Linked DNA regions of Homo sapiens: region 2 is linked to region 1. A link is a loop called in an ENCODE intact Hi-C map of the cell type or tissue named here. Cell type or tissue: heart left ventricle. All regions are shown on one strand.

What was found. A loop is a pair of places that touch in the nucleus more often than their neighbours do. Peaks named below come from ENCODE experiments on the same cell type or tissue, not always from the same donor. Only the 100,000 strongest peaks of a DNase experiment are listed, where the experiment ranks them.
Region 2: it touches region 1 in a loop (7-fold over the local background); 84 of 110 quality-filtered maps call a loop at or near these places.

What each region holds. Positions count from the first base shown.
Region 1 is chr1:30,724,579-30,727,078 of GRCh38, forward strand. MATN1-AS1 (MATN1 antisense RNA 1) reads left to right here. Exons shown (of 4, transcript NR_034182.1): 3 at 1,157-1,473; 4 at 1,665-2,168. Among named protein-coding and RNA genes, the nearest start is that of MATN1, 2.2 kb to the left of the region's middle. In heart left ventricle, no CTCF peak of the experiment used is centred here; a DNase peak (open chromatin) is centred at 1,253.
Region 2 is chr1:30,921,511-30,924,010 of GRCh38, forward strand. No RefSeq gene overlaps it. Among named protein-coding and RNA genes, the nearest start is that of SNORD103A, 13 kb to the right of the region's middle. In heart left ventricle, no CTCF peak of the experiment used is centred here; no DNase peak of the experiment used is centred here.

The DNA of each region.
Region 1 (2,500 bases):
TGGCTTCTCCCTGCCCATCTCTTCCCCCTGTGGGTCCCTGCTTGGCCCACCTCACCTGTCAGCCAGTGGATTCAACTCTGCATCAGGCCCAGCACAGAGAAGGCAAAGATAAAGCCTTCTAAACAAAGTAACATCAGCAGGAACGATCCCCTTCTTTGCATTTGGGTCAAGTAGTTCATGAGATAGAGCAGAAAGAGCATGGGCTTGGCTACCTGAGAGATCCAGGTTCAAAGCCACTTCTGCTCCTAACTGGCTGTGTGACCTGGAGCTGGTGACTTAACCTCTCTGAGCCTCAGCTTGCCATGGTGCAGTGGGAATGGTCGTTCTTGATCTGCCTGCCCCATGTGAGGGGCAAGAGGGGGACAGAAGTGGAAATGGAGTTAAAGGATTGTCATTGCTCCAGGAGGCAGAATCCTAAGACTTGGGACCTATGCACTTCACTCTGTGTAAATTATACCTCAATAAAAGGAAATGTACAGACAAAAAGCGACTGCTGGGTGCAGCAGACCCAACTCACCGCTACCACACTCTTTAGCAATAATTATAACAATCCCTTCCACCCTTGACATGGCAGTTACTCATTCTATCACTCTATCTCATTTGCTCACCCAACAAACCTGTGAAGTCAGCAGATTTGAGTCTCTTGGCCCATTTGTCAGATGGAGAAACTGAGGCCCAGAGAGGTTCACTGACTTACCCGAAGCCACCAGCCAGTTTAGGGGCAGAGCCAAGCCTAAAGCTCAGGCCTCACTCCCCTTTGCACCAGTGTTAGAGAAGGAGGAGGTTAAGAGCATTGCCTTCTGACTTTTTCCCCTTATATTTCATGTGTGCCTAATTCACTGCCCTCCCCAATTCCAAAAACCACTTGAAGCTGCTGATTCCTTTTTCTGCTACAACTTTGAAGTCGAATTCTTCTCCAGAGATGCTGCAAGGTGTGATGATGGTGGTGCCTCTCCCTTCCCAAAATGGTGTAATTAAGGTGTTACCTGTCTCCCCAAGGACGTGAGCTCCCTCCGAGCAGGGGGCTTGCCCGTCTCAGTCACCACTGAATCCCTGGGACCCAGCATGGTGCCTGGCACAGGATCTCTGGTAAGCAAATGAAGGAATGAATGAAAACTAACTACGAACCTGTTCCATTTCCCTATAAACCACCCAGGGTCACACAAGGGCCATCCACGGTGACCAGCGGTGAGAAACGCAATGCTGTCCTCGTGCCATGCTGGAGGTGAACGAGGAGAACGTGAGCTGGGGTCTCCTCACCAACTGCTCCCCCCACCCCAACCCCCCTGACGGCCAGGGCTGTGTCCAGGGCTCAGGGCACAAGGCTCCGTTAGCTGGGCAGCAGCTGGCCCATGAAACAGCCCTTTCAGCTCCACCTCTGAATGGCAGTTCTATGGGCTCCTCGGAAGAACACAGGCGCCTTCTCTGTGTCACTTCTCCGCTCATTAGCAGAGCTGCAGAAATACACTACAGGTAACTTTTCAGGAACAGAGATGGGTCCCCCCCCGAACACCACCAGAAAAAAAAAAAAGGCAGCTTTGGCATTCTATAACAGGGGCAAGGCCTGGGGGCGGTGGTGGAGAGGAGATCTAAAAGTTCAGCATATACATTAAGGAAAGAAAATCAATATTTGTGTTTTTTAAATGTGAAACATTTTTCCCCAGGACTCAAAATTGAGAACAGTGTGTCCGGTATGAGCCAGAAGGAAAAAAAAATGCACGAAGGGGCCTTCTGCAAGGTTGCTCACAAGTCAAACAGGCAGCTGTGAAGGGCTCTGCTGTTCCCTCCTCCTGTTTTCACATCCCTCGGGCTTCCAGAAACTTAAAGCCGTTAGTGTTTCATGCAAGAGAGAGCATCTGTGATCCACGGAGAGGCCCCTGGGCAGTGTGGTTCAGTGGGAAGCACACAGGACTCCCTCCCCAGTGCTCCCAGGATCAGCTCTTTCCCTAAAGAGCAAACCTGGTTATCTCGCAATGACCTAGCTAACACAAATGCAACATCAGCCGGGGCAGCCTGCCCCCTTCACTCTTTGCCCACCATCAGCTGTTTGGCAGTATCCATATACGCCTTTACCAGTATTTATTTAATCTTTTTGTTTAATTCACTCTAAACCAACTCACTTCTTAAAAATTTCTCTGCCTTATAAGAAATAATAGCCATGAAATCACTGGTTTGATGTACGGTTTATTTATTTATTCCAATAAACACTCATTCAATATAAAATTCAAATAAATTCAAAACTAATTAAATTTAGCTTTTTCATCCACATATCACTGAAAATTTTCTTGTTTTCTGCCAGTGGCATGCACGACAGACTTTGAGGAATCCTGTGAAGTGAAACGGCTTTAGAATCAAAGAGAGCTGGGCTTGAGTCCCCCTCTGTCACAGGCCAGCCATGGTGACTTCCGGTAAATCCCTCCTTTTTCTGCCTGTTTCATGTCAGTAGCATTGGAATCCTAATGCTAATGCCACAGGAAGGTTGTAAGGAAGAAATGCAGTG
Region 2 (2,500 bases), 200 kb after region 1:
TTTTCAAAAACTGTCTGATAATGAGAAATCTCAGAACAGGTATTTTAAAACTTCTTGAAGAAGCCAAACTAAGAACTTGCCCAATTATGTTCTGTTATGAGAACCAATTTTTATTGAACCTATGATAATACTCATATTGCAAATAAAAATATTTAATAAGAGTTTCCAAATTCTGGAGTAATCAGGTAGGGAGAGAAAGATAAATGTTGCATTTTTGTTTACAAAGATATATATATAGATATATAGATATATAGATTTTTTTTTTTTTTACACAGAGTCTCACTGTCGCCTAGGCTGGATTGCAATGGCGTGATCTCGGCTCACTGCAAGCTCCGCCTCCCGGGTTCAGGCCATTCTCCTGCCTCAGCCTCCCGAGTAGCTGGGACTACAGGCACCCGCCACCACACCCAGCTAATTTTTTTTTTTTTTTTTTGTATTTTTAGTAGAGACGGGGTTTCACTGTGTTAGCTAGGATGGTCTCGATTTCCTGACATCGTGATCCACCCACCTCGGCCTCCCAAAGTTCTGGGATTACAGGTGTGAGCCACTGCACCTGGCCTACAAAGATATATTTTATCAAATTGTTATTGTAGACAGTTAAGGGAAGAGAAAAAAAGTCTCCTTAAATTTAGAAAATAAAACATTTCTTAGAACCAGCAATGCTTCAAAGAAAAACTCATAAAAAATTAAAATTATTTTCATCAGTTTAGTCTCATATAATTAATTTTTGTTTTCCTTGATATTGGATTAGCAGTTTTATGAGTCCATCAGTTTCCCATTACAGTTTTGGAAATTTTTACACAGTTCCATAGTATGATCTTATCAGAAAGCTGTATTGTCAGCCTTTTCTAATGAATCTCTTGTGCTTTTGTATCATAGTGGCATTCAAATGCTTTCAGGAAGGAAATTTGGTGTTTTGTGGCATATAGCATCTTAAGATAATAATTAGATTTATGACTGATAACAATATACCAGGATATATCAGATTTCTAGGAATTCTACACATTTCCTGGGATACTCATATCAATAACACATATAACTTAAAGAAGGATTAGTATCACTTATTATTTGACAACATCTTCCATGCAATTAACATATCAAATAAGCCTAATTAGTTTAACACTTCTCATTTACAAGGAGAGAAAATAAATTATTTTGAAATATTCCAGGGACACTTCTGGAAACTCCCAAAGTTAATGTGAGGTGGAAAACACTTAATTTAGAATTAATTTTGAGAAGCTGTCAAAAATGTCAAAATGTTTGAAACACTTGATTAAAAAGGATCATAAGTCATTGTGAAACAATATCAAAGTGATAAAAGATTTTAAAGGCAAATACAGAAAGTTACGTAGTTAAAGCTTGGCTTTTTTTTAAATACTGAAGACTAATTTTTCTCAAATAATCGAAGACCTACTAAAAAACAACATAATTTGGACTGCAGGGAAGACAATAAAAACAACAACAACATCAGGCTGGGTGCAGTGGCTCATGCCTGTAATCCCAGCACTTTGGGAGGCCAAGGTGGGCAGATCACTTGAGGCCAGGAGTTTGAGACTAGCCTGGCCAACATGGTGAAACCCCACCTCTGTGTGTGGTGTGCGCATGCCTGTAATTCCAGCTACTTGGGAGGCTTAGGCCGGAGAATCCCTTGAACCCAGGAGGTGGAGGTTGCAGTAAGCCAAGCCTGGGTGACAGAGCGAGACTCTGTCTCAAAAAAAAAAAAATTATCTCAATACAACACAATCTTTGTTTTCTTGGGCAATTATTTAAAAGGTAAAGAAAAAAACGTTCATAATCAAGAGCAAATCAACACTCCAAGAACATGTTGTCCTTTTAACAGAGAGAAAACAGAATTCTAATGACCTCAGCACATTATTGAGCTGTTATATATAAAACCTATCTCACCTTAGTAGTTTGACCACACAAAAAGTTTCTCTTTCACACACCTTCCACAATTTTCTGTATCCATTCAATTTTTGTCTCAGTCTTTTTCTCCTTTTTTATTCTGGAACAATCAGTCAACTTACTTTAAGACAAAATTATTCTTTTTGTCTTTAATGAAAATACATACCTTGTATACTTTTCCTATTAAATACACCTACTTTATTTGTACACTTTTATATACAGCTGTTTTCTTTTACCTTATTATTTCTAATAGTTTGAATTGCATATGTTAATTAAAATTCTTAGCCCTTAGTAATCTTAATTTTACCTTCCTTTTTTTGGAGACTAGGTCTCACTTGGTCACCCAGGCTGGAATGTGCAGTAGGACAACCACAGCTCACCACAGCCTTGACCTCCCAGGCTCAAGCAATCCTCCTCCTTCAGCCTCCTGAGTAGCTGGGACCACAGGAATGTACCACCACACCCAGCTGATTAAAAAAAAATTTTTTTTTGTAGAGATAAATTTTCCCTATGTTGCCCAGGCTGATCTCGAACTCCTGGGCTCAAGCAGTCCTCCACTTCAGCCTCCTGAGGAGCTGAGACTACAGGCACACAC